Linked DNA regions of Homo sapiens: region 1 is linked to region 2. The links are chromatin contacts, found by Hi-C or POLR2A ChIA-PET in ENCODE. All regions are on one chromosome and are shown on one strand. The core of a region is the stretch at or near the end of the contact, and the rest is flanking DNA. Distances in the headings are between cores, read along the strand shown. Region 1 overlaps PFKP (phosphofructokinase, platelet). Region 2 holds the start of LINC00705 (long intergenic non-protein coding RNA 705).

Region 1 (5,687 bases), core at 164-2,663, 1.6 Mb before region 2:
TGTGGCTTCAGACAATCTAGTTTCAGTGAACATTTCAAACTGCAGAAGAGCACCATCTCCCTTCACCACCACCTCCCCACCACTGTGGTCAGCTGAATGAGCCTCAAGGTGGGGTTTGCTGTAAGGTCACTGCCAGGCCAGTGCTTGGGACCCTCTCTCTACAGGGGAGGAAGGGCGACCGGCCTCGCTCCTGCTGGGGCTGTTGGTTGTACAACTTACCGGAATTGTGCACTCTTAGCTTTGGCTTAAAGAAATCTGTGATGCCAGAGGGCTAAATACATCATGCTGTTGCATTATTGGTCTTCCAAAGAAGCAAGTGCAGGACCACATGATGGTGTGTCGTGTGCTAACCTATTTTAGAATTTTACAGTTGACTGAGTCTCCCAAGAAGAAATCCTGAGGCTGCTCTATAGAAATTTTCTATCAAGTAATGAAATCAGTGAGGGTGCTTTGCTGGGGTGATTGGTAGGGTCTCTGGACAAGAGCGTTCCTTCAGAGTGTTGGTGGGGAGGTGAGCAGGGCTTGGGATGTGTGTTGGTGTGGGGCTGTTTAATCTCAGGCTCTGCCTCTGAATTTCCTAGAGACAGGATAAAGCCACGATTCCTGGCCTTTGAAAACCATTGACATAGTGAAATTCCTGCCGCCTCTCTTTCTCGCACACCTAGTTTGGAACGCTGGTGTTTCCCAAGTCTAAGCCTAGAGAGCCGTTCAGAGCTGACCTCTGCATGCATGCTCTGAATTCTAAAAGTGAAATGCTTTAATTTATTAAGGAATGTTGTAGCTTTAGGTTCTGTGGGGGAGGGAAAAGGATTAAACTAGGGAAAGCTTGATTCTGTAGGAAACAAAAAAAATAGTATTTACTCAGAAGCAGCAAAGCCCCTACATCTCTGGATGCAGTAACTATGTCTGCAGGAAGCTGGTGATAACACTATCTGGAAGGCACTTTTAAAGTCTGTTATCTCTAGGAGCTTGTTTTATTCTGGTAGTTGGAATGTTCACCATTTGGAGTTAGTTGAGTGAAGAATTCAGGAAATCAGATTGGAAAAAAGCATTATCCAGTTGAGAAGACACATGGACCCATGCAACAAGCATTCTGAAAGAAAAAGCCTACTGCTGCAACACAACGGTATAATTTCCCTTTGTCTGTAACTTTAAAAAAAAAAACTTACATATGAGACGTCCGAGAAAGCCACCCATAGGTGAACTACGCGCATAGGTGAACTAGCTTACTCCATTTATGATGGATTCGGCGATTGCCTAAAAATTCTAGTCAAAACCACCTCTACATATAGAATGATCTCCTACATGGTTAGAAGGCTGGTTATTTTGACACAGCTCAAAACAATTTCGAATAAGTTGAAATGACTTCAGAGCCTGTGGCATGTTCTTAGATGTGATCGAATGACTCAACGTAAAAAATTCTGTCCGACGATGGATCCGATACAGCCAACGAGGAGCTCTAAGGTTCATCTTGTGAGTCAGAGTCAACAAGACAGAGAATGTTACTTTGGCCAAAAAACTGAGATAAGGTTAAAGGTTTTATGCTCTGTTTTTCCTATGTGAGTCATAAAACTGGCTTGGAAGGCAAATTCCAAAAGGGTGTTTTAGGAAACGTCTGGGCTTTGGCTGTAGTAAGATAAATATTCAGCCTTCTAAGAAGACTTCAAAAGAGAAAACTCATCTGAATTTCTACGTTGTAGTACGTTTGGGCAAAATGAGTCTTCCTAATTTAGTAATATCTTCCTTGTTGGTGAAAGACGGCTTAGAACTGCGGCTGGTAGTTGCTTTTCACATGTTCCATGGGCGTCGTGACTTTGCAAATTAAAGAATGAGTCATTTCCTAGCAACTTAGCTCACGCATGCACTAGACAGGGAGCATTGGAGGTGGCACTCAGAAAGCCCTCCCTTTCTATTTTTTAATGGCTTTCTTTGCCACATGCATCTATGCAACACAAAATAATGAAATTACTTTCAGAGAACATTTTACTTTTCAAAATGTTGTGGTTTGCAGAGCAGTTTTCTTACTACTCCAGAAGCAAGAGGATTCGTTAACATGTTTGATTAAATCCGTATTTAAATTCTGTGAACTCATGCAGGGAAAGGAAATTGTATGGTTCCCACTATGGCATATTAACTAGTAAAATGCTGGGTGGCGGTTGACTTGGAAGCAGCGTCCGGGATAGCGCGTGCTCCAGGAATACTCTGAAAGCTGATGCCGTTAGGGGTGCATGGTTGACTCCTGGGCCTGAGACGGCCTCAGGATGCTGCAGCGGCCTTGGCATCCTCTTCAGCAGGGTGGCGGCCGGAACTGGCACCTTCCCCCCGGTCTCTTTATTTACCAAAAAACTGCATGCACAGAAATGACCGCAACAGCTCTGGGTGTGGGAATGTAGGAACTGTCTGTTTCAGTTTTGCCGGAGCCCCAGGTTTACGGCCGCTCTACATCCCAGTCCTCTCAGGGAGGTCCCGGTTTCTGCTGCAGTTCAGGCCCCATCATGGGTCATCTTTTCTCTCCTCCTGAGATGTGGGCTTGGAGGATGGGAGGTCGTGCCTCTAAGAAGGGTCCGTTTCACGGTGGCCCAGGCTACATGCCTGCTTCCTTGTTTCCTTGCCCCCCCGAGCTTCATGGAAGTCAATCTGGAAAGTCAGGATCACTGCAGATGGCAGTTTGTTCAGTGTTGCTCCCAGACCTGAAGAATGGAGCGCTCTGTTGTGCTTGCAGAATGAAGCATAATTCTTAGCAGAAACCTGGGAGGCCGGGTGCGGCGGCTCATGCCTGTAATCCCAGCACTTTGGGAGTCCGAGGCGGGCGGATCACGAGGTCAGGAGATCGAGACCATCCTGGCTAACACGGTGAAACCCCGTCTCTACTAAAAATACAAAAAATTAGCCGGGCGTGGTGGCGGGTGCCTGTAGTCCCAGCTACTAAGGAGGCTGAGGTGGGAGAATGGCAGGAACCCGGGAGGCGGAGCTTGCAATGAGCCAAGATCACGCCACTGCACTCCAGCCTGGGTGACACAGCGAGACTCCGTCTCAAAAAAACAAAAAACAAAAAAACCTGGGAGTTTGGGGTGGTAGAGATCACTGAAACTGCAACCCCAAGGCTAGGTTATCTCTTTATTTATGTATCCACCCACCCGCCTACCTACCTATTGTACTTACAATATTCTGAGGATTATGGCCTCCAAGAGTCATTCATGGCTTTGCACATGACCGTCTGTTACCAGTGAGTCCTTGTGTGGACAGAGCATCCGCAGCAGGACAGAACATAAACGGTGCCTCCCAGGGTGCCCTGTGCAGAGGCGAGGTCTGCATCCGACCTCACACTTGCTCACCCTCGCCCTCCGGGGGACGGCTACACTGGGCTCATCTGCACTGCAAGGGAAATCTGTTTTCAGAGCAAGGGGAGACAATAATAATAATAATAATCCCTAGAGTGAGACTGGGCTGTGTTTAGAAGATGTTCTGCTGTTTTGCCATGGAGGTAGGGGGCCTGGTGATGGGCAGTCCCTGTACCAGCCTGTGAGCCAGGGCCTGGGTGCCTGGGGGGTCTCGGGAGGTGCAGACGGGGCTGCCAGCGCTGAAATGAACCAGCTCTGTTTTGGGTTCTGTTCCATTCCAGACTGTTTTCTCCTTTCTTGTTTATTACATGTATGACACTAAATTATAAACACACATGTGGCCAGGCATGGTGGCTCACGCCTGTAATCCCAGCACTTTGGGAGGCCCAGGCAGGCAGATCACTTGAGGTCAAGAGTTGGAAACCAGCCTGGCCAACATGGTGAAACCCTGTCACTACTTTAAAACAAAAACAAAATTAGCCAGATGTGGTAGTGTGTTCCTGTAATCCCAAGTACTCTGGAGGCTGAGGCAGGAGAATTGCTTGAACCTGGGAGATGTAAGTTGCAGTGAGCCGAGATCGTGCCACTGCACTCCAGCCTGGGCAACAGAGCAAGACTCTGTCTCAAAAATAAAATAAAATAAACACACATATATATATAATATTTCTGGTAGAAATTTATAAATATAAGTATACAAATTGGCCAGCTATCAAGGTGCCTGCACTATTGATTAATTTATATATAGAACTCCATAATCTATGAGTCATTTCAATTTTAAAAACCTTTCTTTTTTCTGTCCTCCGGACCTTCACTAAGGTGGGCTTATGGATCCAACAATAATCTATCATGAACTTTTCTAAATCCTTAATAGTTATTCCTTCTTAAGATTAAATGCTGTGGAAAGTGAGTTATGTAGATGAAGTTACCCGTGGGCATTGCTGCATTTCCTGATCTTGTATATTCCGTGGAGAAAAAGATGGGGATGCATTTAGCATTGAAAGGTAATTGTTGGCCAGGCGCGGTGGCTCACGCCTGTAATTCCAGCACTTTGGGAGGCTGAGGCAGGCGGATCATGAGGTCAGGAGTTTGAGACCAGCATGGCCAACAAGGTGAAGCCCCGTCTCTACTAAAAGCTACAAAAATTAGCCAGGTGCAGTGGCAGGCACCTGTAATCCCAGCTGCTCAGGAGGCTGAGGCAGGAGAATCACTTCAACCCGGGAGGCAGGTTGCAGTGAGCCGAGATCGCGCCACTGCACTCCAGCCTGGGTGACAGAGTGAGACTCCGTCTCAAAAAAAAAAAAAAAAAAGGTAATTGTCCTTGGGCTTCTTCTATCAATGTGTCCTCACATATTGATATCTGATTCCCTAATGCAGCACCGTGTCATTAATGGAGGGTAAGGCAGACAATTATTATTCAGCTGTGCTGTTTAATAATATTCAACATACATCCCAAGTGGCGCAGGGTGCCTTGGCAGGCGGAGCCCCTGACAAAATGCTCCCATGTATGTCCCGTGCTCGACAGTGCTGTGTGCCTGTGAGTTTGTGCTGAAGTATGATAAACACGTTGGGTGAAAGTGACCCCTTTCAACCTCTAGCGAAACACGACCCTTTCAACCTCTCGGGAAACGCTGGGCCATAGGAGAATGGCTTGATTCCTCATTGCACTGTGAGGCTGAGTCTAGGCAGACGTTCCCATTACTAGGGACTCAAGGTGAGGACTTTCCCACAATTCACTGCTTTTATCCAGTGCTGGAACTGCCCTGTCTTCTGACCAGTGGATGCTGAGGAACTGACATTCACTGTCATTTTTCCCGTTTTATATAATTTAAGGATCACTTCCCATTTAGTGAAGTTTATCTCATTTTTAAAAGATTCTCCCTTTCTCCCCTAGGGCTACCAGGGCATGGTGGACGGAGGCTCAAACATCGCAGAGGCCGACTGGGAGAGTGTCTCCAGCATCCTGCAAGTGGTAGGTACTGGGCTGCGTCCACAGGGTTCTCTGAGTTAGAGACTCTTTTATGTCTAGTAAATTCCCAGAACACTTGAGCTCAGATCAGTTGCGAAATAGAGATTATGTGGACAGAACAGACTTTGTGAGCAGCTCTTTACTTGTGGTTTGATTTTTAGAAATGCATGTGTTAATCTGTGAGTCACTTTGAGTACTTGTTAATAGAAATAATCCAAATCGGTGCCTCCCCGCTGAAGACGCTCATGGGGCCCACACCTTCGTGCTGGTCCAGGCTCTCTCTGCATTGGGCGCCTCCTGAGCTCCGACACATCAGAAGAGAGGTGGAGGGAATTTTGACAACCACGGAAGTTAGGTGGAGCAACGTTTGCAAAACATCA
Region 2 (5,220 bases), core at 2,331-4,830:
CCTCCACTTTTCCTTCTGTTTCTATACTGATGTAGCTTAAGAAACAAAATAATCAGCTGGACTTGAGAGGCTGATGTTCTCATAAAATAAGGCGGGAAGCTTGAAGCCAGGTCTTTGTGGTGTAACAGAGGCTGGCTACCTCCCAGATGAATGAGCTTCAGGGGGAAATTAAAGTACTGCTGTCAGCAGCTTTTATTTACTAATTCCTGTTGTGAACTATGTACAAATGTGGACCTAAAATACGAGATAAGGGGCTCCTCACTAATAGAGTAAATAGGGAAAACGAAAGGGAAAGTCACAGCCAGCTAGTAGAGAAATAAGCTGTAGCATCTTGCTTAACGCATGTATATAGGTTTTCAAACAGGTTTAATCGATTTCAATTTTGAAACTTGAAAAGTATTATGGCAGTATCTCATGTAATATTATTTTACAGTTGATTGGACTGACAAGATGTATAATTTTTCTATTTTTTTATAGTATTTATTATAATGTAATTGTTATTGTATTTTAAATTAGTATTTAATATAATGATAACATTTGTTTATAAAGTCTATAACTTTTAAGAATGAGACACAATCAATCTCTTAATGGCACCAAATAATCATTTCCACATAGTCAATGTTATTTGAACAAATGAATAAACAAACTCTGGAAAATCATCACAAAAGCAGTCTCCACCATCTCATCAGCACTGGGAAGCTCTGCGAAGCTGCCTGGGGCGCTAGCAGGCAGACACAATGCCGTCGTAAAAGCCTCCCTGTTTTTGCAAGGGATAGGTTTTACAACCAATAATTAAACGATTAGGACATTCCATCTCTTGTCACCATGAGGTGGGACCCTGCTGTTCTAGATTTTCCATAACACTGAGTCATCGACAAAATTCAAGATTCAGAATCTTCTCTACGAATCTTGACGTATTAAAGCATTTACTTGTAAACTAATGGCAAATGCTTATATTAAATTTAAATAAAATATTAGAGCAGTTAATCGCGTCTTTTTTTCCATTCTACTCACCTGAGACATGGGGCAGCTTGAGAAGTTTCTGGAAATGAGGTTAGGTTAGGCACAGATTCTCAGAAATGATCTATGCAAAAGACTTTGGAATTATAGTGTCATTTTTTTCAATCCTATCAAATTTACTACTGAATATATTAAAGTGTGGAAAGTTGAGAGATATCAAATGTCACTGAATAAAAATGAGATCAGATTTATAATTTGGAAGATTGTGTCATCATTTGGTGTCTGAATTTTTTTGTTGTTGTAATTTCTGCCCTCTCCCATCTAGACTACTTAACATTCTTTTGCCCATTATAAGTTATCATAGCCCATAAATTTGACAACTTCATTAAAATCCAAACGAGGACACTAATATTTGGCCCATTTCTTCTGGCTGACATTTTTTGTTCTAGAAATTATCTCTCTTTACCTGTGAATACCCAGTTTACTCTCTACTATTCCCTAAAGTTAGCTTTCACTCAAATACACATTTACAATTATAAAGTTACTTTATTTCCATTTAGATTGCTCCTGGTCTCCACAGAGATAGCAAAGATTTCAAATGCAACAGGCTATTTAGCAGAAACAGCCATTTTCTTTTATATAAATTGTTATCTTAGTTCAGTTATTTTGTCTTTAAAAATACATTGCTTCAAAAAAATGCAAACTGAACTATGCTTAATTCAATTCTTTCCATTGGCATGTAAATTTTAATTTACAATATAGCACCAGGTCCTTTTAGTGGCTTTGTTTAAATTGTTAGAGAGACTAAGACTATTTTAATAAACAATTTCAGAAATACAAAAATCTAGGGAATAATACGCTCCAGTTTATGACCGTACAAAAATATGTATATTCACCTATCCTGCTAATGGGCATTCTGTTTATTTCCATTGTTTATTATAATTTAAAAATTACTACATCTCTTTATTGACCATTACAAATTCTTCTTCTGTCAATTGCTTATTCTTATCCTTCAATGTTTTTTTTTTTCCTTTTTTGGTCTTTTCTTTTTGATTTATTAGGCAATTTTAAATAGTTTGATTACTACTTCTTTCTGTGTTATATGCACTGTCAATCTGTTCTTCCCTTCAATGGCTGGTTTGTTGTTTTTACCTCAGAACATTCGGTCAAGTGTTTCAGAGGTTAAACTCTATTTGTATATTTATTGCCTTTATGACTTGTACTTTTTCTTTATGGCCTGATTTCGATAATTCTTTTCTCCTTCACAGACCTAAAGAGCTTTTTCTATATTTTCTTCTACAATGTTGAAGTTTTATTTTTTACATTTAATTTCACATTGAGTAAAATTTATTTTTTATCTGTTGTGAACTAGAGATCTGCCTTTTCCATGTGGATATCCAACTTCCCAGGAATATTGAAAGAGAAGCAAATCTTTTTTTTTTTCTTTTTCTCTTTTAGTATACAAAAGGATGTAACAAGATCCCTAGGACAAATCTGATGTTAACTGAATTAAGTGGATTAGTATTAAATTAACTGGCCCGATAATTACAGGAAGGCATTATAAGTCCCTAGGGAGCCCAAGGAGGGTGAAGCCTCATGCCCCTTTGGGTAGTAATACAGGGACTAACTATACTCCTTGCTCCCACAGGACAGAACATTCTCTAGGTTTTTCATTCCCGACTCAGTAGCACTCAAAGCTTTTCTTAAGGTAAATTAAAGTTATGGAGAAAGGCATCACTCTGTAGCCACTGTTTTCCAAGAGTAACATTCCAAGGCAGTATCTAGGGAGCCAGCAAAGATTCTGTCCTGTCTACCATTTTCCCATGAATGACATCATAATAGAACCTCCCGGTCTTATTGCCTTTTCTTATTGGTAACAAAAGATGACAAACTAGGTAATTTATATTAAAAAGTTTATTTAGCTCATAGTTCTAGAGGCTGGAAGTCCACAGTGCCGGCATCTGTGAGGGCCTTCTTGCTGCCTCACCTCATGGCAGAGGGCATCACATGCTCAGAGTGGGAGCAAGGGAGCCAGGGAGAGCTCACAGGCACAAGAATAACGCTGCTGTGATAATAAACCCACTCCTGGGACAGCAACATTCATCCCGTCATGAGAACAGAGCCCTCATTCATCCATTCATCTCATCATAGGGGCAGAAGGATTACATTTCTAACACATGAACTTTTGGGGGACACATTCAATACCTAGCACTCCCAAAATATTCACTAAGAGTGAGAGTAAATTGATTTAATTTCAGACTGTTCTTGGCAGTCCATAAGTAGAGATTTCCAAGTTTTACAATAGAGAATTAAAATGATTGAAAAATATTCTAAAAAAAAAAAAACAACCTGCAGAAGAAAGCTAGAAAATCAGAAGATGAAATATTTTTTAGGCATAAAATATGCATGCAGTTTATAGACAATGGAGATGTGCTAACTCTTGAAAACGTGCTTCGACATCTCAAATTGCTTAAGGCTTTTGCAACAAAATAACTTACCAGTGTCAGGCCATGGTAGAATATGAGTTCACAATGAATTTTTATGCCTGGGTTTCTGTGACCCAAGTTATGCTGAAGAATATGAGAGACACCACCTTTTAAAAATTTTTACATAGCCTGCGGCCACTGCAATTCGTTAATCCCTTTGGAAAATTGCTTAAGCCTGGCATGTTTTGTAATGAACTTTATCTCTTCACTACCAAAAGTCGTAAAAAGGAACTTCAGTGAGGAAAGAAACACAATTGATAATTGAATATTTCAAAGAGATCAGCATTTTAGAAAACTGGGTATGTATTAATATGCTATATCTGACATATGACATGAAAATGACATATATAATATAATTTTGTTTATACTATTATATATTTTATACATTTTGTGTTATAATACATTTTGAATATATGTATATATATACACATACATATATACACACACACAATATATATAGGAAAATAAAATTAAATATTATCAGAATGTTTATTTCTTGATGATGGGAATTTGAGTGGTTCTTTTTTTACTTTATTTCTATTGTTATTCATTTGGTATTTTCCAAATTTTGTTCAGTGATTTTTTATTACTTTTACAATGATAGACATTATGTTTGGAGGCAGAAAAAAGAAGGGAACAGACAAGAAACGTTCATTTGAAAATTCTAAATGCAGAACATACCTGAAGTCAAAGTGTCCCCCGTCACTGAAAAACCAAAGCCACCAATATCAAAGAAGCGTGGGCCCTTCCGCCCCCTACTGTCTATCTTCAGTAACTGTCCAGTGAGTCTCCGCCTTTTGTTAGCAGGAATCTAAGAATCTCCTGGGAAGCTTGCTGTTTGCAAAATTAGGAAATCTTGAGCTACATCCTCAGATAATCTGAGGCTGGATACCCTCAAACTATACTGTGAGAAACATCATCAAAATTAAGTTACATGACGTGATCACAGCTATAGTAATAAAATCAGAAAAAATATGGACATCATATTTAGAAACACAAATTGGCAACGAGATTTCTTTCAGTTTTAAAAAAGTGTATTAGTATATAACATAATATAGTATGTATTAAAATAATATACATTTAAGGGTATATAAATATATGCTTAGTACACATTGTCAGTATTAATATCAATACATTACCTTTTATACATATGTATGTGTGTTTGTTTGTGTATTTATGCACATGCAGCTTTATATTTGCCTATGTAGTTGTATATATGTAGAGTGCATAGTATAGTGTGGATGTGTGCGTATGTGGTATGCATATACCACACACACAGAGTCCTGCACATACACACACAGAGCCATGCATCGTTTAACAATGGGGATACATTCTGAGAAACGCATCCATAGGTGATTTTGTTGTTATGCAAACATCATAGTGTGAACTTTCACAAAACTAGACAGAAGAGCCTACTACACACCTACTGCTGCTAGGCAACAAACATGTACAGCCTGTTATTGTCCTGAATACTGTAGGCAATTGTAACACAATGGTATTTACATATCTAAACATAGAAAAGATACAGTAAAAATATGGTATAAAAGATAAAAATGATGCACCTGTGTAGGACACTCACCATGAATGCAGCTTTCAGGACTGGAAGTTGCTCTGGCTGGGTCAGTGAGCGAGTGGTGAGTGGATGTGAAAGCCTTGGACATTACTGTATGCTACTGCAGACTTTACAAGCACTGTACACTTAGACTACACAAAATGTACAAAAAAATTTCTCTCATCAATAATGAATTAACCTTAGCCCACTATAACTTTTTTT

What was found. Hi-C counts contacts between places; a loop is a spot of excess contacts on that map. ChIA-PET counts read pairs that join two places held with the same protein, here RNA polymerase II (POLR2A). Pooled maps may share reads with other maps.
Region 1: a pooled map shows a loop between it and region 2 (7-fold over the local background). The contact joins the enhancer-like site here to the promoter of LINC00705 in region 2. A Hi-C loop is called at or near these places in 1 of 168 maps with a recorded cell type or tissue (gastrocnemius medialis) and 6 of 50 pooled maps. POLR2A ChIA-PET finds 5 or more read pairs at or near these places in 1 of 52 experiments (activated CD4-positive, alpha-beta T cell).

Annotation. Positions count from the first base shown.
Region 1 is chr10:3,094,043-3,099,729 of GRCh38, forward strand. It overlaps PFKP (phosphofructokinase, platelet), which reads left to right. Exons shown (of 22, transcript NM_002627.5): 3 at 5,233-5,310. Among named protein-coding and RNA genes, the nearest start is that of PFKP, 29 kb to the left of the region's middle. RefSeq lists an enhancer at 1,109-2,308. Within about 2 kb of position 1,414, at least 20 of the 41 ENCODE cell types and tissues checked have a DNase peak (open chromatin) inside an H3K27ac peak, as active enhancers do; they include gastrocnemius medialis, where a contact is called at or near this core.
Region 2 is chr10:4,652,576-4,657,795 of GRCh38, forward strand. It overlaps LINC00705 (long intergenic non-protein coding RNA 705), which reads left to right and starts at 3,581. Exons shown (of 3, transcript NR_015425.1): 1 at 3,581-3,745. It overlaps MANCR (mitotically associated long non coding RNA), which reads right to left. Exons shown (of 4, transcript NR_024475.1): 3 at 5,026-5,150.